7 separate regions of the Homo sapiens genome follow, and regions 2, 3, 4, 5, 6 and 7 are each linked to region 1. The links are chromatin loops, found by intact Hi-C in ENCODE. Cell type or tissue: PC-3. All regions are shown on one strand. Region 1 overlaps VEGFC (vascular endothelial growth factor C). Region 2 has its middle 27 kb from the start of LINC02509. Region 3 has its middle 110 kb from the start of LINC02509. Region 4 overlaps NEIL3 (nei like DNA glycosylase 3). Region 5 has its middle 7.7 kb from the start of LINC02509. Region 6 has its middle 90 kb from the start of HAFML. Region 7 overlaps LOC124900817 (a long non-coding RNA gene).

Evidence for each region. A loop is a pair of places that touch in the nucleus more often than their neighbours do. Peaks named below come from ENCODE experiments on the same cell type or tissue, not always from the same donor. Only the 100,000 strongest peaks of a DNase experiment are listed, where the experiment ranks them.
Region 2: it touches region 1 in a loop (5-fold over the local background); 8 of 110 quality-filtered maps call a loop at or near these places.
Region 3: it touches region 1 in a loop (5-fold over the local background); 2 of 110 quality-filtered maps call a loop at or near these places.
Region 4: it touches region 1 in a loop (7-fold over the local background); 8 of 110 quality-filtered maps call a loop at or near these places.
Region 5: it touches region 1 in a loop (8-fold over the local background); 6 of 110 quality-filtered maps call a loop at or near these places.
Region 6: a loop joins it to region 1, with 5 times the contacts of the local background. A loop is called at or near these places in 27 of 110 quality-filtered maps.
Region 7: a loop joins it to region 1, with 4 times the contacts of the local background. A loop is called at or near these places in 2 of 110 quality-filtered maps.

What each region holds. Positions count from the first base shown.
Region 1 is chr4:176,787,992-176,791,991 of GRCh38, reverse strand. The region is part of intron 1 of VEGFC (vascular endothelial growth factor C); the gene reads left to right. Among named protein-coding and RNA genes, the nearest start is that of VEGFC, 2.9 kb to the left of the region's middle. In PC-3, a CTCF peak has its summit at 1,943; a DNase peak (open chromatin) is centred at 1,821; H3K4me3 peaks cover 4,000 bases; H3K27ac peaks cover 4,000 bases.
Region 2 is chr4:176,900,701-176,904,700 of GRCh38, reverse strand. No RefSeq gene overlaps it. Among named protein-coding and RNA genes, the nearest start is that of LINC02509, 27 kb to the right of the region's middle. In PC-3, no CTCF peak of the experiment used is centred here; DNase peaks (open chromatin) are centred at 1,560 and 3,470; H3K4me3 peaks cover 1,067 bases; H3K27ac peaks cover 3,711 bases.
Region 3 is chr4:176,986,046-176,990,045 of GRCh38, reverse strand. No RefSeq gene overlaps it. Among named protein-coding and RNA genes, the nearest start is that of LINC02509, 110 kb to the right of the region's middle. In PC-3, no CTCF peak of the experiment used is centred here; a DNase peak (open chromatin) is centred at 1,615; H3K27ac peaks cover 2,530 bases.
Region 4 is chr4:177,338,437-177,342,436 of GRCh38, reverse strand. NEIL3 (nei like DNA glycosylase 3) reads right to left here. Exons shown (of 10, transcript NM_018248.3): 5 at 2,580-2,654; 6 at 795-961. Among named protein-coding and RNA genes, the nearest start is that of NEIL3, 31 kb to the right of the region's middle. In PC-3, a CTCF peak has its summit at 2,491 (motif pointing right); no DNase peak of the experiment used is centred here.
Region 5 is chr4:176,881,417-176,885,416 of GRCh38, reverse strand. No RefSeq gene overlaps it. Among named protein-coding and RNA genes, the nearest start is that of LINC02509, 7.7 kb to the right of the region's middle. In PC-3, no CTCF peak of the experiment used is centred here; DNase peaks (open chromatin) are centred at 1,196 and 1,556; H3K4me3 peaks cover 1,695 bases; H3K27ac peaks cover 3,827 bases.
Region 6 is chr4:176,561,794-176,565,793 of GRCh38, reverse strand. No RefSeq gene overlaps it. Among named protein-coding and RNA genes, the nearest start is that of HAFML, 90 kb to the left of the region's middle. In PC-3, a CTCF peak has its summit at 2,044; no DNase peak of the experiment used is centred here; H3K4me3 peaks cover 307 bases.
Region 7 is chr4:176,497,102-176,501,101 of GRCh38, reverse strand. The region is part of intron 2 of LOC124900817 (a long non-coding RNA gene); the gene reads right to left. Among named protein-coding and RNA genes, the nearest start is that of HAFML, 160 kb to the left of the region's middle. In PC-3, no CTCF peak of the experiment used is centred here; DNase peaks (open chromatin) are centred at 1,411 and 2,071; H3K4me3 peaks cover 335 bases; H3K27ac peaks cover 2,977 bases.

The DNA of each region.
Region 1 (4,000 bases):
GAAAGTTGTTACTAGAGAGGCAAGCAAGTTACACGAGTGAAGGGCCCGGAGAGGTGCCCAGTGAGAGATCCCGAAATCTATTTCAGACTGGTTTCCTCTGGGGCAACCAAGGGGTCTTGAACCCTGCCCAGTCAGCGGGGCTCTGGAGAGTATGAGTTCATTTTGGTCGGGAAATGCTCGTTTCTTTCCCCAGCTGATTCATGGGACTCCAAACAGATTCTGGGACACTGGTGATCAGTCAACCCAGCCTTACTTTCCTGGAGTGTTCATAGTCTGCAGAGCACCAGGCGCTGTGAGCGACTTTAGAAAAAAAGTGTCAGGGACTTTAGTAACCAGGCTCCAGAGCTTTCAGAGTTCACTTGAAGTTGGTCAGACTTGAGATGTAACGGGAGATTAGAGTCAGTTAGATCACAATCAAGCAATGCAAGGCTTGTTTCAACTTTATAAGCTCTTCATTCCTAAAATCTGGTCATGAGATACTGCAAACTAAGTTTTTTTTTTTCTTGTTTGGGTTTTTTGTTTGTTTTGTTTTCTTTTAAATAAGAGGTGTTTAATCCTTTGCCTGAAAATGTTGCCAAAATACTTTTGAGGCATCCTGATTTTGAAAAAGGATTTGTGTGTGTTCCTACTTCTTACTGGCTCTTCCAAAAGAGTATATCTTTATCTAAAAAGTTCATACCTGCCATAACCATATAGAGTATGCTTAAGAGAGTTCCTAAAGAAGTTATATTCGACATTTCAGTTCAAACACTTGCAGTACCCCTTGCTGGAACTATACTGCGGTAGTTTATTTCAACTGGTGGCAAGTGGAGAGGTACCTGTGGTGTGTTACAGTCAACTTTAATTTGACTGTTGATTAACACATACACAATGTGTAGAAAATAGCCTTATATTTTGAAATATTTTATTTATATTTATATTTTGAAATACACTTAAAGATTGAGAAGACTAATTTTTGGAAATCAAACTACCTTTGCATTTAAATTTTGGGAAAACATTAAAATGTTGGAATGTGTAATAATTTAATATAGGGGTTAAAGGAATGCCTCTTGAGTAAAAACAATATACATGAAATAGAACAGACTGCATTCTGTGAATCACAAAAATAATTTTCAGTGCCTATACTTACATTGCCGTAACTATAGTGATGAAAATATCTTTCTGTTCTTAAATACCGCAGAAATGTAATAATCGGCTCAATAACGCTTCTGATAATTTGAGTCCTTGATTTTGCAGTACCTATTTGCTATTTCTGCAAAGTCAAAACTAGTAAAAGTATGATTTAGTAAGGCAACATCTCTGTATTGGTTACGGTCACTTACTTTGGTTTACAGTAAGAAAATGTGCAGTAGAGAGTAAAATGAGAAACATTCCCTGATAAGCCAATAGCCTGTATGAGAGTCACTCACTGCTGGGTGAGTCTAGAATTAATGTACCTTGAGTGTGTGTGTGTGTGTGTTTACGTGTGTTATGTATAGGTATGGGATTGGAGGATTAAAAAAGTTAACTTATTTTTAACTTTCAAAAGTGTCTTCGTTGGTGATGTAAAATTTGCCATTGGTGATATGGCAAATTTTACCATTGCTGTGAAAATCACTATGCATTTTTGTTTGCAAATGTCGCTTTTCATATTTAACCATTTTTATATTCTGTATGGTGAATATGGGTTAGTATTCTGCATGTGATGTGGGTTCCTTTCCTATGTGATGAAACATCATTTCCCATATGAAACATCATCTCTGAGTTCCATAGACCACAAAGCAGTATTTCATTGCTCCATTAAAGTGTCGTTCCCCAGTGGGTGAATAGAGCCTTGACAGGGCATGTGTCATTAATGCATTCAGTGAAACTGCTGTGTCCTTGCTATGAAACATGTCACACAACTGCCAAGAAACTGATATGAAGACTCTATGTCTCTCCCTAGTGGCCTGTACAAGCACCACATTTAGATTTAAGCACTAGAGAAGAACTGGGGAGAAATCAATTGTTAATTTTCTATAACTACATGAACCCCAAGAAAATATTTCAGAAGGTAAACAGAAGATGCTAAATATCTATAATCCCAATAGATGCAATGTTTTCATAACTTTCACCTAGGAACTTTTTTAATATTTAAAAAATCAAAAATAGCACACAAACTATGAACCAAGGTTAGCCATCCAGCCCTTCAGCCCACCCGTAAAGCCATGCAAAAGATTGTAGGTAAAAATCACAAATAGAATGAAGATCTCCTTATTCCTCGACTTATATTTGCATTTACTGGATTCCTATTTCTAGTTATTTGTGGTTGCATGACTTACTGAAAAGTCTTAAAATGTTTCTCTGAAGGATGTTAACACAAACAAGACAGTGTCAAAAAAGTAAGGCAGGCAAAAGTAAAATTAACTGGACATGATGGGAACAAAAGAGAATAGCAAGTCTGAAGCTGTTCTATTTACAATTTTTCTTATAGTATATGATTATGTTTGTCAACATCTACTCTTATAAGAGATTTCTGACATTCCTCTGAGTGATGCTACTTATATGAGGTTTTAGATATAGAAAGTTCAATTCATCTTTCATTTTGATTTCCACTCCATTATAGTCTTCTGAACTATGAATATCTGATTGATAGCTATTTATTCACAAGACAGTTATCAAAATTGCTTCATAGAAAGCAGTTAATTACTGATCTTAGTGGCATATGTCTAAGACCCGTAGATCTCTAATCCTGTCCTTTTCAGTTGAGTTGAGAAAGACGGAGGGTAGTGGATTTAGATTTCATTTTGGACTTCCAGTTCTGGTTCCGGTTCCTCTTGAGAGGAAGGTCCTGGCCTCCTAGTTATCTCCATGTGTCCAACCCAGAATGCTGTTTCTCAGCTCTTGCTGGGGTTTTCACCAACAGAGGAACTGGCGTGAGACTAATGAAGGTTTCCCGAATCCCTGGGACTGTGCTTGCCTGCTTGCCTTTGGCAGTCCTGGGGTTGTTATTGAGAGTAGGAGTTTATAATCATTATCTGTGATGTTCATAACGTGTGTTAAGCACTTCGCAAAGAGCTTTGCAAGTTAGTTTTGTTTTTCACTACACCTCCATAATATGGACATTATTTTATTTCATTAAGGATGATGAACCCAAGATCTGAATGACTTAACCAGGAAAAAGAATAGATGTTTTTTTCCTTTTTTTCTTTTAAAAAAAGTTTTATGGCATATACCAACAGTCCCCGACTTAGAATGGTTCTATTTAGGACTTTTGGACTTTACAATGGTGCAAAGTCGATAGACATTCAGTAGAAACCATACTTCAAGGTTTGAATTTTGATCTTTTCCTGGGCTAATAATATGCAGTAAAATACTTTCTCTGGATGCTGGACAATGGAAGTGAGCTGTGACCAGTCAGCCATGTGATCGTGAGAGTAAACAACAGGTACTCTACTGTATATTAAATATATTTTCAACTCAGGAGGAATTTGTCAGGATGTAGCCCCATCGTAAATCGAGAAGCATGTATGTTTTAGAGAAATGTGGTAATGGGTTTGGGCCTTTGGGCCTGTGATTCAGACTCCTTTCAGCCCCTCTGCTGGTCTCCTTTGGCACACTATAGCAGCGTGCAGGAAGGCAGAGAAAAGCACTGCGTGTGACTTTGCAGTTAGGGGCACCTTGTTGCATTTATTTAGGTCCTAATTCCCCACAACGGGACAAACGGAAATAAACCCAGACTTTCTTCCAGGCTTTACCACATGGTGTTCGTTTGACTAAAGATAAATTATAAATGACCTAATCCATGGTAATATTATAAGAACGACTGCTTAACTGGAGGCTTAACAAGATTTTCTGACAAACGGTTTTTCAAAGTTGTGCTCAAGTAACTTCAGTGAAAGATTGTGATTTTACCTCTGCCAAATGACCTTTCACAAATAAGTGGATTTGGAAAGAACAAATTTAAGTTGGCAGAAGCGTTATACTTCCTCTGACTTCTGAGCATATATTGTTTCACCTTTCACCAGTTACATTATTCCTT
Region 2 (4,000 bases), 110 kb before region 1:
CAGACTCTGTTTCTCAGAGGCTACAGATAGACATTGGTTTCTGACAGCTTATTAGTGTTTTCTTCCGCATTGTTAAACCTAATTGTTATTCTTTGGTTGATTACCTGTAAGACCAAGAGCAAGGATATGTTGCATCTGAAAGCAAAAACAAATTAACCTGAAAGCTAAATGTGGTAAAAACAATTTTTATTGAAGCTTTTCCAATGACTTGGTCTTATGGGCAAAACACAAGCCACACATCTTTGGACTAGTTGTATCACCTCCTGAGTTGTGGCCCTTGGAGACAGTGTTTGTTACTAGTCCACTGTACACACACATTTTCCATTGCTACCACACTTTCCTACCTCCGAGAGCAAATGTGTATCACAGAGGACCAATGGAAGAGCTTCTGAGATTTCACAGTCTGTCCATATAAAATGGCCAATATAGGCTTGTTCAACTATTGCTGTATGAGAAAATTGGCAAATATTTGACTAATTGGATAAAGGAGTGTAGGAAATTTGGATCATTTCAAGTTCTATGTATCATAATCTGAATGTTCTAGAATGATTGTTTACATTTGATTAAATGAACAAAACGGTTTCAACATATCCTTTCTTCTCAGTGTTAACATAAATCTTACCTTGAAAGTATTTGCAGTATTTATTTAAATGCTGAAGAAAGCTCTTTGTGTAACATGAGGAATAAGCCTAAGATAGTATAGTATTCTCCATTTTTCTATTAGTTTTTAATTTTATGTAAAAATATTTACCAATCTTCGGCACCAAAACTTTATATATATGAAAAATGTACCATGACATACTATTGGAAATGAAAACATTTGAGCCATCACATCTCAACAGACATTTTCAGAGTGAAAATCTATGCCAGAGCAAGCACAGCAGCATTCCCAAATAAAGTCCTTTGTGGCCAGTACGTTTAATACATAAAGCTCCCCAAATGATTGCTTTGTGAGGGGAATAAGAAACACACATGGTACAGACAGGTCCTTGCTGTATATTTTAGCTATAACTGATAGTGCATATGAGTCAATGATTACAGCTATGTATTATTTTATATGTCTCCTGTAATTTTGCCATATATTTAATTATTGCTTTAAATGAAGCAACTCAAATGCCTTTCTCTGTTTTGCAAAGAAAGGGCCTAAAGCTAGATCATAGAATTGTAATCCAGAGAGAATTGTAGTGCATCAAGCCTGGATAAATAGGCATTGTTTAGAAATTGAGCTCCAGCATTACACACAAAAATCATAAATAACTTAGGAATCATAAATAATCATAAATAATCTTAGAAATCACAAATAATCTTATAAATAATCAGAAATTATAAATAATTTTAGGAATATACTGTATATATGAGACTCCAAAACCAGTACTGCAAATCTGTTAAGTTGTAATTTTCCACTTTCTAAGCTATACAGTGGCTTCAGGAAAATGTAGTCCACCATCTTCGCTTTCATTTTCCTTTTAGATATGAGTAAGTGTGACAAATACATTTATGTTTCATTTCATTTTAATGATGTGATCTTCAAAACCACAGATTCACCCAAAGAGGAAATGACTATACTACTAATTCTAGCTGTTTTCATAGACAGTTCTGGAAATAGGAGTCACTGATGGGCAAGTCAGAGTCTGTATTTAAGCCACAGGCATGCTTTGTTTAACCATCACAATATTTTAGAAATTGAGAAATTTCATGAAACAGTCCTAATTCTTGACTTCTCTTGAAAATCAGAAAAACGTATCAACACGATCCACATTCCTATATGGCGACAAGCCGCTGGATGCAATGCATATCTGCCACAACCTTCACCATTTCTTTTGCCTTAAATCCAGCACCCTTTACTGATCCAAATTACCTGTAGATGTCTGAATCTGAGACTCCTGCAGTAGAGAACATTTTCTGGCTTGACCCATTTTTCCATGACTCTGTCTCTAACACTATTAGAACTTGGTAAGTAAATGTTTCACCACACATTTAATTGATATTTGCCATTTTCTTATTGATTAATTTTATATTGACTACCTAGAATCATGCAGCATGTGATATTGAAGAGAAGTCTAACATCTATAAGACTAAAATCTCCTTTTACCAATGAGAAACACTGAAACAGGGCTAGAAGTTGAGGCAGTATGTTGCTGGAGCCTAAAATATTCACACCAGCGCTGTCTGCATGCCTGTGGTTCAGTCCACTGCACAACGTGACCTATGTAAACTGTTCCTTGAACAAAATTGTGATATGGAATTTCTTTGGAATCTTAAATTGTGGAAACCAACCCCCTTCTGAGCCCATTCAATGCCAAGAATTTTAATTAAAATATAATAATAGTAATAATAAATTATAATTGTCAAAATTCCTTAGTAGTCTATTTCAATGAAGACGGAAATTTTATTTTTAGGCTTTTATTTTTATTTTTATGTTTTTGAGAGGGAGTCTCGCTCTGTCACCCAGGCTGGAGTGCAGTGGTGATCCCAGGTTCAAGCGATTCTCCTGCCTCAGCCACCCAAGTAGCTGGGACTACAGTCACACACTACCAGACCCAGCTAACTTTTTGTATTTTTGGTAGAGACGGGGTTTCACCATGTTGCCCAGGCTGATCTCAAACTCCTGACCTCAGGAGATCTGCCCGCCTTGGCCTCCCAAAGTGCTGGGATTACAGGCTTGAGCCACAGTGCTCTGCCTTGGTTTTTTTTTTTTTTAACAAAAGTGTGTATAGTGCAAAAAGTCATTTATCTGAAGGTAGCAAGCCTCTCTATATTTTTTTCTATATAGATATATATATATATAGAGAGAGAGAGAGAGAGAGATGTGTATATATATATACAAGATGTGAAAAAAATGCCTGATTTTCTTACCCCTATCTTCCCTAATGTTCTCACTTTCTATATTTTTAAAAGTTTAAAATGATAACGTGGAGGAGTGCTGAAAGATAATTGTTTAAATTTGTCAAAACCAAAGAACTGTAATGGGCTCGATTCTACTATCATTAGCTCCAGTGTATTTTATTATATGGCATGGCTGTTAAATGCATGAAAACTTTGATTTTTGATCTGTGCTTTTTAATTTATCACTTTAGTTTCTTAGTATAGATGAGTTTTATTTCCTTTTTAATTTCTTTTTTTTACAATTCAAGCATGTTGCTACCAGATGGAAATCATTTTAATAATATGTAGCTGCAATTCTTTTCTTTTCTTTCTTTTTTATTTTTTTTGAGACGGAGTCTCGCTCTGTCGCCCAGGCTGGAGTGCAGCGGCGGCTCATTGCAAGCTTCGCCTCCTGGGTTCACGCCATTCTGCCTCAGCCTCCCGAGTAGCTGAGACTACAGGCGCCTGCCAGCACGCCCGGCTAATTTTTTTTTTCTTTAGTAGAGACGGGGTTTCCCCTTGTTAGCCACGGTCTCCAGACCTCGTGATCCACCCGCCTCGGCCTCCCAAAGTGCTGGGATTACAAGCGTGAGTCACCGCGCCCGGCTGTTAGTTGCAATTCTTAAAGAAAAATTCAAATACTTAAAAGAACTATTGGAAATGTAAATGTAGAAATCCAAACCATGCCCAATCATATATAATATGACGCATCTCCCAAAATACACACACATAAACACACGCACACATTCACCTCCAAGCCCATGCACAATTATATATAATATGGTGCCTCTCCCAAAATACATACACATAAACACACACACACACACACACACACACACACACACACACATTCACCTCCAAGCCCCATTTCTCAAAGTTAATCCCTGTTAACAATTGGTATAATTTTCTATATTCTCTCTATAGATTTTAAAGATTTTTTTCACTCTATGATACATCTTAGCCATCTTTGAATATGTAGATATAGTTCATTTTCTCATGGCTATGTAGCATTTAATTGTGTGATAAACCTTAATTTATAAAAATGCTTCTGGTAAAAGATGAGTTCTTTTTATTTTTTATGGCAGGAGGTAGCTATTACAAAACATTAAGTGAATATGCTTGTATATACTATCTT
Region 3 (4,000 bases), 200 kb before region 1:
ATGAGAAAGTGAGCTATTCTGTTTCCTAAATCAGTGGCTCTCCTCCTTACACAATTTATCCAATAATTTAAGTAATTATTAGATTATTGCATAAAATTCTTCCTTTTCAAATAATTCCTGTATTTTACATAAATTGTCTTTTAAGTTTTCTGCTTTAATATTCCATTCCTCTACTCCATTCAGCTCTTTACCATCAGAATGTAAGTTTGAATGTTTTTATCTGCCATGAAGTTCTCTAATGTCTTATTCTTGTTTTTTAAAGGAAATATCCTCCCACAAAGTGCCTAAAAATCTGCATTTTTAAACTGAAAGGAAAACATTTTAAATTTAATATTTTACTAGAAATAATTGCTCACATCATATATCTTATGTTAAGAATGACTGGCGATGGAGGCAGGAACATTTAAGATTCTCACGAAGATTTTCCCTTCAATGTCCCCTACTGTAGTGCTTCCCCTCAGGCCCTATCTGACTGCCATTGCAGTGAGCAACTGTGGATTGAGAATATATTGAGCCACACACTGAGGATATATTAAGCACATATTGAGAATTACTGAGCGAAAGAAAGCATGGTCAGACAAACTTTGAAACAAAGGAGGAGTTGCCAATTTCTGAACAGAGTTAAGTTATCATTATGAAATTGCATTTCCCATTTGTTTAGACAAATAAAACAGCTGGGTTGGACATCTTAAGGTTGCCTAATGAGAAAATAAGGGCTTTTTGTAAAGAATTGATATTTCTAAAGTATTAAAAGACCTGCTGCTTAAGACTTTTAGAGTTTTTTTCTGCAAAAGGCTATACATAGAGGTTTTATTATCTCCAAGAGCCACACTTCCATTGATACCAGAAAATGAGTGTTCTTTGAATTTTCTACCAGCAAAATCAATGTACTTTTCTTTCTCAGAATCTGTGTAGAAAGTAGCACTCTTTAAAATAAAAAAAATACTGTCTACATAAAGAAGTATAAATAAATAATATTGGAAGCTGTTTATGGGAAATACCAAGTGGCTATCAGTTAATATACCTAATTTAGGGAATTCATCCCTCTCTTGGGTCTGGTCTTTAACATTGTAAAATCAGACACATAAATATCAATACTCAAGGTAGATTTGCCTTTCTAGAGCACAGTTCCATTTTCAAAGCTTACAGGTACACAGGAATATAATTAGGAAAGTAAAAGAAAGAAAGGAAGATGAAGAGAGAAAGAAAGAGGGAGGAAAGAAGGAAGGAAGGAAGGAGGGAGGGAAGGAGGGAAGGAAGGAGGGAGGGAAGGAGGGAAGGAAGGAGGGAAGGAAGGAAGGAACTTGCTTAGGAATAATTAATACACTTTCTCCCTCAAAAAAAAACCATCTGGAAAATATCTCATGACTAGAAAGTTACTCAGTAAGCAGGGAATCAGAACAAGGGTAATTAAAAAATTATTTAAATATTTACTATCTTGTGCTTTGATATTTTGATGGATAAATCCATCATCATAGTATTAGGGAGGGACCAACAAGGGCAACAAAAACCACTCAGTGTTTGAACAGACGTAATTTAATCCATGATTACACAGCTAGTGGAAAGACTGACTAACCAGCAGGCAATGTTAGCAATAGTAGGAAGTTATAACCTTCCCTAGGCTAGAGACAGACAAAAGGAAAAGGCCAGATTATAGAACCTGATGAGTCAGCCAGCCATGAGTGCAACTATAGTGAGTCTATCCAGTGGGAGCTAGAGCCATGGAGGAGCAATCACTTCCTGAGATATGATCCAAGGAGGAAAGGGAAGGGAAAAATACACTGATTTCTCTCTTATTCTCACCTTCCAATCTCCTGACAATGCATGTCATCTACTGAACCCACCCACAAATCAGCTCTTGAATTGATTTTCAAGCCATTTTTTTCTTTACTCTTTGGAAGTTATTCACTGCCTATTCTTTTGGCAATTTCTCTAGAAATTTTAATATGCAAACTTATCAAAATCTAAAATTAATTAATATCTTCATATTTTCCCCAAACAATGTGATTATGTTCACCCTTCTTACTTTTTATGTAATTTTAGATATTTTAAATCCCATATAACATTGTCATTATTTTATACATTATTATTTATTACATTATCATTATTATTTTACTATTTATGTAGTAATAATTGTCATAACATACACACTATATTCCCAGTACTTTACTAAGTACTTTACTGTTTCATATCATTCTTATGATTACCCATGAGAGAGGTGACTTTATTATCACCACTGTACAAATGAGAAAACAAAGGCATATTGAGGTTTATTAATTTGCCCATGGTCATACCAACTAAATGATAGTCATATTTTCAATTCAGGTTGTTGGCTTCAGAGTCCAATCCCCTAATCACTCTGTAGAGTTTCTGCCTATGAATGTTTTCTTACATTTTCCCCACATATTTGCAAATTTCAAGCTTTAGCATCTAACATCTCAGCCCATCTATCTAAAAGCATTTTTTCCACCTAAATACCTTACTGTAGATTTGCTGGTGACAACCTTAGGTTTTGGTTGTATGAAGTGGTCTATATATTTCCTTCATTTTTGAGAAAGATTATTTTTGTTGGCTGTACTATTCTAGGTTGACAAGTATCTCCGTTCAGCATATTGAAGATATTATACCATGTATAAGTTTTCATTATTTTCATAAGGATGTCAGCTGTCATTCTAATTATGGCTCCTTTGTCAGAATTTCTCTTTGGCTGCTCTAAATGTCTGGCCTTTGTCTTTGATAGATTGTAATCTGACTATCACATGTTGTTGGATTCATTTTTTATTTTTATTTAAAAATCAAGTCTTTTTGAATCTGCATTTGGTGTCTTTCAAGTTCTTGAAAGTTCTCAGCCATTATACCTTTAGCTAATACCTCTGTCCTAGTCTCTCTCTCCTCCCCATCCAAAATATTAAGACTTAACTCTCCCATAGCTTTAAGATTTGTATCACACTTTCCATTTCTTTTATTACTTTGAAATGAATTTTGGATATTTTCTCCAGTTTTTAGTTTGGATTAATAAAATTCTAAACTTCAAGTTTTTTTTTTTTAATTTTAGGATTTCTTTTGATTCTTCTCCCAATCTTCTTGTGCCTTATGATTATTTAAACTTTTTTTTCTACTTTTATAAAATGTTTATAATTCCCATTAATGAGGACTTTGCAGGCCAGGTTTTGCTGTTTGTTATTTCTTCCAGTGTTGCTTATGGTGCTTTGTTTCTTTATATGTTTCTGTGATTTTATTTTCCTATGAGGTGCTCACTTTGCCTTGACATTTTACATGTTGAAAACTTTGAGGTCTGGAGTGTTTTTTCTCCAGAACAGATTTAGTTTGCTTCTGCTAGGACAGTCCAGAAACAGTAAGTAAAATTTACAGTTTTAGTTTGTGTGTGTGTCTCAGATAGTGTGACTTCAGCCTGGCATCTGTGAAGATAGGCGTATTTTTACATGTTTTCAAGGGGATATATTTTCCCTTCCCAACAGGAAAACTATGACATTGCAGGCCTTTTCCTTGAAGTTCTTTGTGGTTAATTGGGGTTATTTCTAGTTCCCCCTTATTCTCAGATTATGGCTTTTTTGGAATCCAGTAATTAGTAGGGTAGGAAGACTGTTATGACTTCTACGCATAAAACTTTGCAAAGTATATGAAAACTAGTGTTTAGATTCACTTGGTTTAGAAAAAAATTCATTTCACAGACTTACCATGTACCCACTGTTACCTAAGCTGTAACCTTAGTATTTTTTACTTTCTTGCCAACATATGGATAAACTAAGAAGATATATTTCATACTTAAAACAGAAAATTTTGTTGTTTAACTAGGATGATTAGTCTACCAATATATTCCACCAAATAGACGAAAAAGGATAAGAATCATATTCTCCTCAGGTGATATCAGTTGCATTATACCCAAAGGAGCTGTGAGCCCATCTGTGCCTCAAAAAAAGTATCCATTTCTATTTATTTTATAATTCACTCATCATGAATTGACTTTTAGAGTTTCTCA
Region 4 (4,000 bases), 550 kb before region 1:
ACTGCTATGCAGCTGCTTTATACTACATAATCTTATAATCACATATACTGCTATGCAGCTGCTTTCTACTGCATAATCTTTCTCTTAGATTTCCCCCAAAAGGTCCTATGGCCTGTTACCAAGGTAACTGTACATTGGGGAAAAGAAAATAATCAGACTTTTCAAGGATTATTGGACACTGGCTCTGAACTGACACTAATTCCAGGAGACAAAAATATCACTGTGATCCACCACCAGTCTGGTCAGGTGATCAATGGAGTTTTAGCCCAAATACTTCTCACAGTAAGTCCTCAAACCTATCCTGCGGTTATTTCTCCAGTTCTGGAATGTATCATTGGAAGAGACATACTCAGCAACTGGCAGAACTACTACACGTGGGTTTAGTAAGTGGTCTATTATTTCACCAACTAGACATACAATCTGTAAAAAGATCTTGCTTTTGTTTTATAATATTATTTCTAAGTGAAGCAGAGACTTTTGAAGGTAGTTGCATTTTTTTCCAATTATTGACATCTCCTGGTACTCACTTTACAAACTAGGTTAAAGGTAAAGGCTAGATATTATTCCCTGAGCCAGAGATTTTCCACCTAAATTCAGAACTGGTCCATAAATCATCTTTGGCTCCCTCAGGTTCTTTGGTGACATTATTTACTATTTCCTTTCAAGGACTAAAATACTTTTGAGTCACGTTCTCTTCTGAATAGCCTGACAGTTATTCAGTTATATTCTCAGATTATTAGCCTTTTAGTTAGATGGTTAGGGCAAATGGTATCCCTTTAAATTCAATATCTTACCATATGTCAACATGTTGAGGATTTTCTTTTTGACAGTGAGGACAGAAATATGTCATTCTGTTATTGTCCCCAAAGCGGCACACAGTTATTCTGCAGTGGCACTGACCACAATTAGGACGCTTGTAAACCTTATAGTGTTTAGAGAGAGCAAGTCCTGCTTTACGGCACTAAAAAAAAAAAAAACCAAAAAATTCTGTTATCCACAAAACAGTGCTGCCAAGGAGCCAAAGACACATTCTCGAAAGTCACCTCTGAAAATCATCTGCTAAAAATTTACATATGTTTGTACATATGTCAATATAATCTTTTCTTTCATCAGAGAAAAAGGTATTGACAAGATTTGGTAATATTTGTCAAATAAAATTTGTGTGAAATAAGTCATTATTTAATGACATTAGTATTCAAAATTGCTCTTTGCATAGCTTTATCCTCTTATCTAAATGACATGTAAAAGTTCTATATTTAAAAATGTCTTTTACACTTTTAAGGCTTTTTAAATTAACCATAATTATATAGTTAAAAGAAAAAGGCTAGATTAGCTTGAAATCTGATTATTTTTAGAAGACTGAAACTGCTCACTCAGTTTCAACAACCAAAAAACTTAATTCTAGGGGACAAAATTTAATAAGAGCATTTTCTTTGTTGACCTGAAAAAGGATTTTTTTTTCCTTTTTAACCTTAGAGATTCATTAATAAAAAAAGAAAGAAAGAAAATAAACATTCAAATACCATCCTAGCAGAGAATATATTCCATTTTGGTATAAATTCTACTTCAAAAGATATTTTGATATATTTGGTCAGTTTTATTCCACTCACAAATATTTAAGGCTCCTACAAAGAAAATATCTTGAGTTTCCATCAGCACTGTGAAAATTTAAAAGCCCAGAAATATGGCTCACCACGTATGAGCTGAAAATTACACAATTTATATTAATTTAAGGAAAGTATTGAAAGACCCAATTTAATCTGGGTGGAAATGGGCAGTTTTCTATGGTCATCTTTTTCTGGAGGAAGAAGTAAGCAAATGCAATTTAAAAATAGCCATAGTTACTCAAGACCGATCTGCAGAGCAAGAGGTTCATTCACATTTTAGGCCAATTAATAAAGAATACTACAATACCTGACTTTCTGAACATAGTAAAAATGAAAATTTTGGATACAGAAAATGGACTGTGAAGAAAGAAAATACATATTTGCATTACTTTGTTTAAAAGATGTGTTTATTGAATTCTATATATGCATATAGTATATAACTTTCCACATTTACAAGTCAGCAAGTCCTTCCTTCTCAAAACTGTGGTAGACAGAGAAACATTATTATCCCATTTTACAGATGAAGAAACTAAACTTAAATAAAGTTATCCAAAGAATCTAAACCACACAGATAGTAGTAAGTGGCAAAGCTTGATTGAACCAAGGTCTATAGTCAGTGGCAAAGCCTGATGGAACTAAGGTTATCTGAAAGTGTTACTGTAGGTCAGCCTCTCTAGACTTTCTATATTTTATGTATCCAAAAATAGAAAAAGAGTCTGTGAAATGCCAACATGGCTGCTCCTAACTTGGTATAAAGATAATTGAATATGGTTATAGTTAGACGAGTTTGAACTGACCTATGACCTAGAATTTCAAGATGTTAATTACACCCACATAATGTCACTCTCCCTTAATGTACCTCCATGCTCTTTCCACTAGATGGCTATATACAGCTTTCACATTTTTTGGTGCACTCCAAAAGGAAACCACTGACATTTTACATTTTACACAGTTGAAAAATTTTGCTCTTACCCTGTAAAAGAGAATGCTGAAATCACGTATCATTTTCATGAGGTGATGGATCTGTTCATCTGTTAATTGACAAACCTTGAAGTGGAAAAAACAGCAGAGCCTAGTTTCATGACTTGCTCATTACTGTAAGAAATAATACGCCTTGCCAATTCTGTGAAAGAGAACTGTAAATAGATTTTGAATACAGCTGACCTTTGAACAACATGGGTTTGAACTGGGAGGGTCCACTTATACGCAGATTTTTTTCTGCCTCTGCCATCCCTGAGACAGCAAGACCAACCCCTCCTCTTCCTCCTCAATCTATTCAATGTAATGATGATGAGGAGCAATAACTTTATGATGACCGACTTCCACTTAATGAGTAGTAAATATAATCCTTATGATATTCTTCTGTTTTTTTAGAGACAGGGTCTCACTCTATTGCCCAGGCTGGAGTGCAGCAGCATCATCATAGCTCACTGCAGCTTCAAACTCCTGGGCTCAGCCATCCTTCCGCCTCAGCCTCCCAGGTAGCTGGGATTACAGGCGCAGACCATCACACCTGGCTCTTACCATATTCTTAATAACAATTTCTTTTCTCAAGCTTACTTTATTGTAATAATACATATGTAACACATAAAACATACAGAATATGTGTGAACTATGTTATCAGTAAGGCTTCTGATCAACAGTAGGCTATTAGTAGTTACGTTTTTGAAGAGTCAAAAATTGTATATAGATTTTCAATGGGAGGGGTTAGCACCCCAATTCCTGTGTTGTTCAAGAGTCAATCGTATATGAATATCTTCTAGAGCTCTATTTCTTACGGATCTATTTAGTACCATTAACAGTAGTTATATTTTGAACTGATAATATTACTGACAAAATATGATTCCTATTTATACATTTTAATTGTAAATTCAAGCATTTATTGAATATTTATTCTGTATTAGACATCTTCAAAGTCTCAGCATTGTCTATCAGACACCTTGAGAAGTCTTGCTGGACTCAAAAAAAAAAATTACCAAGAACAATATAAAACAGAAAGAAGGGAAGGGAAAATAGGCACAGGAGTAGATGACCACCAAGGTCACTATCGAGCTTTAGAAAAGATATGCATTTCTATACATGCATTAATATCAAAGTACTTATTAACACATGGAAGAGCTCAGACACAGACCTTACTGAAGAATTTTTTTCTGACACAGCCTAACATAAATCTCAGTGTTACCCTTGCAGAATTATTATTTGGCACATGTGCCGTCAATGGTAATCCCAAAAGAAACCCTCTGATGCCTCATGCTTGTTGCCTGTGTGTGAATATCTATATGTACAGCTGACCCTTCAACGACACAGGTTTGAACTGAGCAGGTCCACGTACATGTAGATTTTTTTCAATCAAACATGAATGAAAAATATAGTATTTGTGAGATGTGAAGCCT
Region 5 (4,000 bases), 93 kb before region 1:
GTAGGACTCTCCATTCACTATCTTACTTAGTCTTCCAACAGCCCCATTAGAACATTATTATCATTGCCAAATAAATGAATCAATTTAAGAAGCCAAAGTATGGAGAAGCCAAAAGACTTCTCCAGCTCACACATGACAGTGTAGCGTAGCCCATACTCAAACCTAGACCAGGATTTTATTGAATCTCACTCTTGCTTTCCTAGAGAGCAGCCTTTCTAGCATCAGAAGAAAGCTTATGTTTGATGTGTGAGGACCAATTTTGCTACCAGTCATGCAAGAGTATTCAGAGTGGGCAAACCGGACATTCAGTCTTAGAAATTCATTGACTTCACACACAAATTAATTAAATTATTTCATTATAAAACAGTTTTCATTTGTTTTAAATATTATAAATTCTCATAAATTATGATAGTTTAAAGGAGACTTTGGCATCTGGAACACATAGCCCAAAATTATAAATTCCTATTAAAGGTAGAGATTTGAGTTATCTTATTATAATCTGTACCTGAAGTAGTCTGTGAAATATAAGAGTATTATTATTGTTATTGTTAACATATTGTAATTAAATAATAATGATTACAAAAAGCCATCATAATTATTATTTTATATATGAGAGCATGTATTATACACTAGAGCAGACACAATTACAAATTTCATTTTAGCTAAAGTATACATAAGTGTATTAAAGTATATATAAGTGTATAGCCATTTTCATGAAACAATAGTTTCTGCTTCTAGTTAAGATGTGTTTAAAGAATGACTACGAAATGGGAATTGGAGAGCAAATTTGTTTATTCAGATACTATGTATAGACCCTAGGTTGTAGGGAATGTCAGATTGATTTCCATATCACATGACTAACCAAGTCTAAATAACTAACACACAGCTAAAAAAAACTAAGCCTCCTACTTCAAATCCCCATTATATCCTAAACATCATGCTGCACTTGCAAATGGTGGGCATATTGGCTTGAGTACCATGGTATGGTTAAGGCTTACAAGGAGCTCTGTCTCCACAACATCAGAGAGGTAGCTCTGAGCACCGCAGAGGGTGATGCTGCAGTGGCTGGCCCTTCCTGCGATGTCCTGGCCTGGTCCCAAGACACAGAAGCAGGTCTGAACATCATCAGAACCACTCCTCTTGACGACAATTCAAGGGAAGTAATTTCCCCCTGAGTGGAAATAACAATAACTGCTGTTCTATTTACTCAAGGTTCTGCTGGTGAAATTGCTATCTTGGCCTCTTCCAGGTCAGAAGACTGTTAACTGTCTCTGAATCACGAAATTCTTTTTTAAAACCTCCATTCCATTCTTCAAATGTAGACACATTTTAGTTTTTGCTAAACATTATAAATCCATTTATAGCAATTGTGGTATTGTGGTTTTGAGGAGAGAGACACTCAACCTGGAAGAACAGTTATTCCAAGTGCATGACTGACTTGTTAACAGACTTAGCGTTCTAGTGTCATAAATGTACATGATTTCAGTAAGGTTAAGCCTTTCCTAAATGCTCTTTTAATGGCTTAGCACAGAAAACATTGACCTAAAGAGTCAGAGCTTATGCACTTCCTTCATTATGGGTGTTTAGGGTGACTTTTTAAATGGGGGTAACAATATATTTATATAATATTACTGAGCAAATAAACTCATTTCCTGGGAATGTGTGCATCTCGCAAGTTCCTGCCACTGAGCCCACACAGGGCACAACTCATAATGAATTTATCTACATTAAAGAAAGGATAAAGATCGGGAAAAATTTGTTCTCCGTTTACATACACGCTTAATAGAATCTACGGCTGCCTCTTGAAATACACATTTTAATACCGAAGGAGCATCCCACAAAACATCTACAGGAACATGAAACCTATGTTAGGAAGCAAAATTTGGCTGGACATGCTAAAGTGCCTAAATGTAGGGCTATGTGCAGACAGAAGAAAAACAACAATATATTATTGCTCTCTCAGCCCAAACAGAATATGCTCTACCTTATTTTCATGTTGATTTTGGCATGAACCGCAATATTCCCAAGTCATTTTGAAAGACAGTAATAGGAGAATTTGTGTTGACATTAGACCAGATAAAAAGTAAGGATAAAAAGCAGTAGCCAGAACTAATGTTTACTCTTGGCTATCGAAGCTTTGCTAATCTCAGCTAGCAACAGGCAATTCGCCTCGGAAACACATACTCTCTCTTAGTAAGTGGCAGAAGCTGGACAAATCTAGGGAAAGCAATAGGACACGTGAAGTGTTAACACAACTCCACACCGCGACATTTTAAGGAAGAGTGCAAATAAGTCCTATTGGGCAGTTCCTTCTTCAGCTTCTGGGATACCTGCAGTGTAGAATCTGCCCAGCCTTTGGAACAAGCTTTGGGAAGTAAAACACTTTTAAGGAATGTTTTTCCGGCTGGGCACGGTGGCTCACTCCTGTAATCTCAGCACTTTGGGAGGCCGAGGTGGGTGGATCACCTGAGGTCAGAAGTTCGAGACCAGCCTTGCCAACATGGTGAAAAACTGTCTCTACTAAAAATACAAAAAATTAGCAAGGTGTGGTGGCGGGAGCCTGCAATCCCAGCTACTGGGGAGGCTGAGGCAGGAGAATCGCTTGAACCTGAGAGGCGGAAGTTGCACTGAGTCGAGGTTGCACCATTGCACTCCAGCCTGGGCAACAAGAGTGAAACTCCATCTCGAGAAAAAAAAAAAAAAGAATGTTTTCCAAGGGAATCAACAAATGTGGCTTTAAGAGTAGAATTTTCTCCAAGCTGAGACTATGCTGTCTAAATTAGTTTCTTTGGTTGCTATTCAGAGATCTAAATTCAGGAGCCTAATGACATCTAGATTTTTCTTAGTAATTCAGAAGCCCTAAAGATAATATCAAGAATAAATAGGCATAATCACACATAGCTATGTCTACAACATCCCAGTCTAAATATATCAATGTATTGTACTGACAGTACCTAAAGGAAACTGCCAATTGCCTCCAAAACTCACCCAGACAGACATTGTTTCAAGTGACCTGGCTTTATGAGGATGTGGTCGGCTGAATAGCAGTATAATTGCACTGAGGTAATCATGGCCGATCCAAGAAACATTGCTATTCCCAGTGAAATTTCCATTGTCTGTCAATGTATGTGAAAAATAGAAACAATTATAGCAAGTTTTCTTAAAACTATATTTGTTCAATGTAATAAACAATTTTTAAATTTGAGATTATGCTATTCTATTTCTTGTATTAAAAAATCCTCTTCTTTAAAAAAAGATGGTTTGAAAAAGTTTTTATTGGTTTGCATTTTACATCTTTATTTGGCAAAATAATGATGTCTTATTTGACAATCTTGTGTCAGTTCTATTTTTATCTTTATAGTTTATTGGTTGATAAAATTTAAAAGCTCAGAAACTATTTCAAATGGTAGCTCTAATGACAAAAATTTGGCCTTTCACACTTTCCAAATTAAGCACAGGAAACAGTTTACAGAGCAGAAGAATGAACCTTTGTAAACTAGAGAGTTGCATACATATGTGTAAGAAAGTTTTGAAAAGTAAGCACTGTGCACATTAAAATAGTGAGATGACATTTTCCTTGTAAAAAAAAATTGGTAAAATTAAAAAGGAATAATAACACTGGTGCCAAAGTGGGTGAGAGGAACAGGGAGAGGAATAGGGATTCTCACACACCACAGATGGCAATAAAAACTGGAATGAGCGTACCAAACTTCTGTTTGTTATTGGTTATCAAGACATGTAATTCTGCAGTAGCTCCATAGATGTCTATAGGTAGGAACTGATTTCAAATAATTGTTATGGATATATCCAGTGACTGAGCTACTAAGAAGTTCTACTCAGAACTGTTCATATTATTAAAAAGATCAGAAAATATCCCAGTGTACTGCAACAGAGACCTACTTTAAAAAGTATGGTGTCCCTAAAATGGAATATTACACAGCATTAATATAATACAAAAATGTGTAATAATTTTGAAAAACTCTTACAATGTATTGTTAAA
Region 6 (4,000 bases), 230 kb after region 1:
AGGAAGGAAGGAATTTTCATCTCAATCTTATCCAATAACGAGGTGTTTAATATTGTCATTTTATGATAATTTCTAATACATTGATGTCCATCTTGATCACAGACTTGCTAGAAACTAAAAAAGACAAATATATTTTATTTTTCATGTTGAAGTTAAAACTTACATTAGGAATCTAGGTCCCTTGGAGAATGGTGTGAAAATTGGTGTTTCAGATCTTTGATTTAGAAATTCTATGTGTAAGCAGAAAAATAACTGATGGAATGTTTTAAGATGAGATAATATATAAATGGCTCTTGGGCTATAAAACAAGGAAATATATTAATAGTGTTAGCAATTAGTGAATGTTCTCAAATCATTAAGATGCTTATTTTAAACTTCTATGCAAATCAGAGTAGACACTTACGTGTCACAGTAGGCTGTCTTCTGACCTGAGAATAAAGGTAAAATCAAATCACAATTATATAAACAGTCCTCTAAGATGCTGTGTCCTGTTTGCATTATCAGAATGACCTCTTATGTGAAGCAATTCATTTCCAATGTCCTTTATGGGTCATCAGTTGTGTATGAGTCATAGATGGCATATTCAAAAGGGGTTATTTCAGAGAGTTTAATAACAGGACAGAGTTAAGGAAAACAGACAGTGAAACATCCAAAGTTATCACCCATGGCTTGAAGGAGCAAAGAAACGGAGCCAGATACCAGATACCTGTGGCCTTCTGGGGAAGAATACAGTTGGGCCAACTCATGACTTGGCTCAGATGGAGAAGGAAAAATAAATACCTCTACACTTTTTTTCTTATCTTCATATTTCTTGTGGTGCTTCCCATTGGCCACACCAGCTGGAGGCCAAGGGGCATGGCTGGTTGATGGATTCCACAGAGGTCTGCTTCTCATGGTTCGGAGCAATGTGATGGAACTTGGAGGGCAAACAGTGATATCCAGAACAAAAGCTTTTCTAACAGGAATTTATTTTTTCATTCTTTTACTCCTGCCTTGTATGCATATTGTTGAGCACCAATTACATTCAAGATGCAGTACTTCTTATAAAGGTTTCTAGAGGAAGGAAAAAGAGAAAATATGCATATGAATTTATCTGTGTTCTCAAGGTGCTTACAGTATAGTAAGAAAAGTATACAACAGTGCAAGGCAGAATATAATATGCATAAGATAAATACAAAGAGTTGTTATGAGAATTAAGAGTAAAGAAGGAGGTCGGGCGCAGTAGCTCACGCCTGTAATCCCAACACTTTGAGAGGCCAAGGCGGGCGGATCACGAGGTCAGGAGATCGAGACCATCCTGGCTAACATGGTGAAACCCCGTCTCTACTAAAAATACATAAAATTAGTCTGGCATGGTGGCATGCACCTGTAGGCCCAGCTACTCGGGAGGCTGAAGCAGGAGAATCATTTGAACCTAGGAGGCGAAGGTTGCAGTGAGCCGAGATCGTGCCACTGCACTCCAGCCTGGGCGACAGAGCAAGACTCCATCTCAAAAAAAAAAAAAAAAAAAAAAAAAGTAAACAAGGAATGATTGAGGTAATCAGAAAGGTTTCATGAAAGGCATGACATTCGAAATTGGTCTGATAGGCTAGGCAAGGTCTGGACAGAAACAGATGGTGGATCTATCTCACTTGGAGGAACAAAGGGTGGGAGACAAGATGGTGTGAAGATGGAAGCTGTGTCTAGGATTATTCCAGTCGCATTGGAACATAGTGCACCTGTAAGGAAATAATGGGAGATAAAAATCAGAAACAAATCAGATAAAACCAGAATACCTATCCCATATAAACATACGTAAGCATTCATGTTCTCACTGGCACACACATTTATTAAAACAATGTTGTCATAGCGCAGAACTTCAGCAAGTCATTTTTTCAGGTAAATATAAATGCTGCAAAAATGAATTGTACACTGATATTAGTGTATCCCCTAGTGTCAGACAAAATTCCATATGCACACTGGGCTTTCCTTCATTCCAGCTTTGACATAAGCACTGTTTAAATGCGTGGTTTTGCTGCTAGGATCACAGCACCATCTAGTGTGTTCTTTTTCGTTACGAAGCTCAAGGACTTCTGATCTGTTTCTAATCCTATTAGAATAATCATAAAGGTACAAAAAAAAAAAAAAAACCCAAACTGCCATCCATTTTTGTCTTTAAAACATGCAGTTTAATAGATGGAAATTTGTTGGGATTTATTTCTAAAGAATCCCCAGAGAGAAAATTGTTCCGTCTCCTCAGTAACTGAGATGAAGAATGTGTAAAACGTAGTTTCTTGTCATGTTCCCGGTTTGCCAAATCTGGCAACCATAATGTAAAAAAAAAAAGTTTTTTCCATTAAAGACAAATGCCAATATTATTTCTAAGTACATGTTTTAACACTTAAACAATGCATATCCTTACACATTAAACATCAATGATGACTGTGTAGTTATATAACATAAAACTTAACATAAAAACCATAAATACTGTTTACTTTAGTCATTGGAATACGACGATGAAGCTTTCAGCCATATATAATAAACCAAAACGGAAAAATAATCAGATCATGCAACAGAGTAACTGACATGCCAGAGAATCAGTCTCATTTGTCTTGCTGTTGGCTGGCTTAACAGAAGACAGAGAATGATGGAAAGAGAAGAAGACAAGAGTCACCGAGTCACAGACAGAAGAGAAAGCAAAGAACAGGAAGCAGAAAAGGGGAGTGGGAATTTGGGAAGAATGAAAACCACTCATTTTATTTCCCCACTTTCCATCTTTGAGAATTTTAAATTTCAGCATCGGACTTGCAATCCTACCACGTTTTAAAATGAAGCCAATAATTTCCTATTTATCATTATCAAAAAGTGTAACAAAATGAAATAACTAAAAAGAATACGCCTAAGCAAATGATACTCAACAGGGACAATACTCATGCCTCTCCTAAGCGTATTGCAATGTACCCAGACAACATTTAGAGAGAGAATGCCGCCCACGCTTTGGTGCCACAGCAATTAAGCCACTTTCCTATTTAACTTTTTATCTGTTGATACATCTGAAAAGAGCTGATACTAGCTCAAATGAAAGCAAATCCAGCGTTTCCTGATTGGAATATTTCATGTGGAGAATACGTAGGTTGAATGTTAACAAAGAGCCGGTGTATTGAGACGATGTTTCCCATTGCTTTATACGTCGGTGCTTTCAGAACCACAGCTATGGGCAAGAACTTGCCCTTCAATTAGAGTCAGCTGCTACCCCGTAGGCGGTGGCTTGGCATGGTTATGGCCTCCTATGGCCATGTCTTGTTACAGGCTGAATTAACCGGGAGGAAATTTACACTATCTCCATCAAATATGCTCGAAGTAAATATGCTTTCAAGATCACAAAAACCTATATTAAACACATTTTTACTATAGGGGGTCTGGTTCTCCAGCTTCCACAGACATAGCAATCTCCCGGGGTGTTTAGAAATGGATAGCCCAGCGACTCACCCTCAGGCCAACTGAATCAGAATTTCTCTGGGGAGGGTCAGGAATTTGGCATTTTCAACAAGCTCACCAGGTGATTTTGAGATGGATCATTAAAAATAGGCTTTTATGAAAGCAACATGAATTCCCCTATATTTCTTATTGACCAATAGAAGGCTTTTCTCTGTATACTTTTCATAACCATTGTAGTTTGTCCTTTGAACAAGGGGTTGCATGTATCGATAGATTTATACTGCATCATGTTTTAGCAACTGTGATCCTTATAGTTTCTGATGCATCTACTCTAATTACAAGTTCAAAGTTTCAAAATCTTGATCTTCCATTCAAAATTATGAAAGCATATTTTGTTTACTGAAGACTGAATAAAGTTTAAAGTTTACTGAAGATACAAAACAGTTTGTTCAAGGTCCACTATACACTTCTACAAGACACACTCTTTCATTTCCTTCCTTTACATTCTCTTTGTTACTGGAAGCCCCTCATGATTATGTCTCATCCTCTGTCCCACCTTCTTGCTAACCCAATCACCAGGAAA
Region 7 (4,000 bases), 290 kb after region 1:
ATTTGTAGCAGATTGATACCTTTACATGGCATGTTTTTATAATCATAGTCTCACACAGCTGCTATAAAAGTGAGGCAGCTCACCGTTTTATGTCTTTCTAGCCCATTTAAGCCATTTTCAAAACTCAAGTAACTGAATTTCATTCAAAATATACAATGTGTTACCAGAAAATCTTATTTATTCAGATATATTGTTGTATGACAACTTAGTAGGTGAGGATAGGCAAGCCTATATTTTCCATAAAAACCATTGAACAAAATAGAAAAGTAATTGATTTTTATTTTTGACTTTTACATTTAAGATAATTTATTTCACAGTCATTTAAGTTTTCATTGATACTTACCAGCTGAGAAAGCTGCCCCAAAGTAAGTGCTGCAAAGTTTTGCTACAGAAGTACTTCAATTAAATCCAACTAGACTTTATGGAGCAACTGTTTTGTGCTGAGCCCAGCGCAGGATACTCTGGAACAATACTAGAAAAATCACAAGCCTGGCTCCCACCCTCAAAGATTTGTTATCTAATTGGAAAGGCAAAAACATATATATGTAGCTGGGCATGGTGGCTCACACCTATAATCTCAGCACTTTGGGAGGCCGAGGTGGGCGGATCACCCGAGATCAGGAGTTCAAGACCAGCCTGGCCAACCTGGTGGAACCCCGTCTCTACTAAAAATACAAAAATTAGCTGGGTGTGGTGGTGGGTGTCTGTAATCCCAGCTACTCGAGTGGCTGAGGCAGGAGAATCGCTTGAACCCGGACAGCAGAGGTTGCAGTGAGCCACGATAGCCCCAGTGCAGTCCAGCCTAGGCAAAAATGAAATAAATTAAAAAATATATGTATATGTATACATATATATATGTGTGTGTGTGTGTGTGTGTGTGTGTGTGTGATTATATTTTATATGTTTTATGTATTCGGCACCACGTATGCTGCTGTAACATAAATTCATGTAATGCTATGCTTCAATGGAGGGTAAATGGACAGGAATTAATTTAAACCTGGGGGAATTGTTAACCGAAGAAAAGAGAGTTATGATTATTAAAAATATAAACCATAAAATAAAGTGCTCTATTTTTCAAAATTATAAGAGATTAGTCAAAACCAAAATAAAACTAGTCAAGAAAATGGCATGGCAGCTCCAGAAATTAAGAACATGCCACCAAAATAAATTTGTATATGTCAGCACATGAGGGTAAAATTATGGGTGTAATAAAATCATGCATTACTGATCTTGAGATGGGTAAATCTGAAAAATATATACGATCTTAACTATTAGGAGAAAGAAAGTTTATTGTGGAAAACAAAACACGGAGGATTGCATCATTTTACTATGCTATGATTTGCACTCATAAAACATGCTGAAAAAATGTTGCTTCTCTTAAAAATCCCTTTGTTTCCACCCACTAAGTAAGAATGTCATATTTCAGTGACTTTATTTGATGAGTCAGAATGAGATGTCCTATAAATGATTGTTTTTAGAAAAAGAGGCAAAAGAACACCCAGAGATCCTAGTTGTTTGGAGAATTGAAAAGATGTTATAGAAGGGAAAGAAATATATGGCCAAATACAGACTTATTAAATCAGAAAATTCAGAGTTTTCAACTTAGACTCATGGGTATAATAATAATAATGTCTATTATTATTCTCATATATATGATTCTAATATTCTATTACATATTTACTATTTTTTCTATAATATACAATTTATAAGATTTATGTCAGGAAATAATTTTAATGAATAATGAATTAATACATTTAATCCTAAATATTATTATATTAACATTGTATATTAATCTAGTTAATCAGTAATATATTATTTTATCATTATGAATGTATACTATCTACACTGTAACTCTCTGAGATAAGTCTTACACTTACCCCATTTACAGTGAGGGAATGAAGCCTAGAAATGAGAAGCGAAGTGCCCAAGGTTACACAGCTGGTGAGTGGTGGAGCTGGGATTGGAATCCAGGCAATCTGGCTCCAGAAAATGTGCTTTTAACACGTGCAGTCTCTCTCTCTGCACAGCAAACAGTCTCTGATAAAATGATCATTCTCACCAGCTTGCATCATGAAGTCAATGATACTCATGCCCTTCCTCTTACCGGAACTGTGGGCCCAACCCCGTTTATCACCAATTGACATCTATTTATTTTTCATATCTCAGGTCAAGTTTCATGTCAGGCATTCCCCAAACCCTGGTCTAAGCCTCTTTCCTCTGTTATATTTTACATAGTCAATTATTTTTCCTCAGAACACAGATCAGCTCATAGTAAGTCATGTGATCATTTGAATAATGTCTGTCTTCAACTCCAGATTCCATGATCCACTTGTGTAGCTCCTACCAACATAACTGTTACATAGTAGGAATCCCAAAGTATTTGTTCAATAAATCAATGGAAGAATAAATAAATAATACATAGATTAAACAGAGTAACTGAGCATACTTAAGTCCACTCATTCTTTAAAGTTTTGTAACTTTTCCAGGATGCTCTCTGTGGTTTCCCCAGTTGGAATCGATCATGTGGTCTCTCCTGAGCCCTCATTGCCCTTGTACCTGTATTTCCATTGTTCTCAGAGTCTGCTTTCTAGGACCTTTAATTCATCCATGTCCACCTCCCTTACAATAATATAAACCTCTGGAAGTCATGAGTGATGTCTTACTTGCCTTTCCGTTTTCCACAATGTCTACCTGGTATATTGAACACCAAAAATACTGAGATTTTTACTGAACTGAATTAGATAAGACTGAATTAGCATTACATGGTACCCTTCCTGTTTAATCTATCCCTTTTGGAGCCCAGACTTGGAAAGAGCTATGCTGGAGTGCCTAGAAAGAACTTTGTGCTTTGTTATAGCCAATTCAAAACAATGAAGTTCTGAATGTGCTTTGCCTGCACATGCTGTTCTACCATGTCAAATGTCCCATTTAACAGGGAAAATCTCTAAGGAAAAAGTGTTCAGATATGCAGACTAAATGCACTGTCTTATGTCTCTAAAATACAAACCACATGCTTTTTATGTTCTAACAGACTCTGGACTCCATCAGCAACTTTCAATACAGTGAACTTACAGTACCCTCAGTTTTGGAATTTAAAATTCATTGTTGCTCATATGCATGTCTTGATCCATACTAGGATTTCTGCTTTCCCAGGAGCGATGAAGGGGTTTCATGATTAATCTACACCTTCTCACCTCATCCCTTTGTGGGTAAAAGCATCTGGGAGATAACCATTTAGTTGTGCCTGTAGCCTGTGGCCATGGAACAAAAGTACCATCTACTGTTCCGCTTGCAGGCAGAGGCCAAACCCACCCCCTGGGTCTCATTAGCACCCATGTCCTTAACAACTGGACCAACCCATCCACACTTAGTTTATTCTGCTATCCACACAAAATACCACGTTAGAACATAAGCTCCTTGAAATCCCAAAAGGAGGCTGGAAATGATTGGCAGACCCTAATTGAAAACTACAATTTGAAATTATGGAATTAAGATAGCAAATGGTATGCCACATGCTGTTAAAAGTAGTGTTTTCAAAAGATAACTTCTTTTTCATTTTAATATCTAATTGCATAACATCAAAAATGAAAGTGGCTTGGTCATTGAATGCCTACTATCCAAGGAGCCAAGGACCACAGCCTGCACTAAGTCCCTTGTTGTTTCAGAGCCTTTTGGATGGAATCCACTGGTGGATTCGTCCTCAAGTGCTATGACAGAGAGAATTTCATCCCATTCATTTCATTGCGATCTGTGATCCCATATTCTTTTTTTTTTTTTAGATTTTTATTTATTTTTCTTCTCTATTACATTTTTTTTTATTATTATACTTTAAGTTCTGGGAAACATGTGCAGAATGTGCAGGCATAGGTATACACATGCCATGGTGGTTTGCTGCACCCATCAACCTATCATCTACATTAAGTATTTCTCCTAATGCTATCCCTCCCCTAGCCCCGATCCCCTTACAGGCCCTGGTGTGTGATGTTCACCTCTCTGTGTC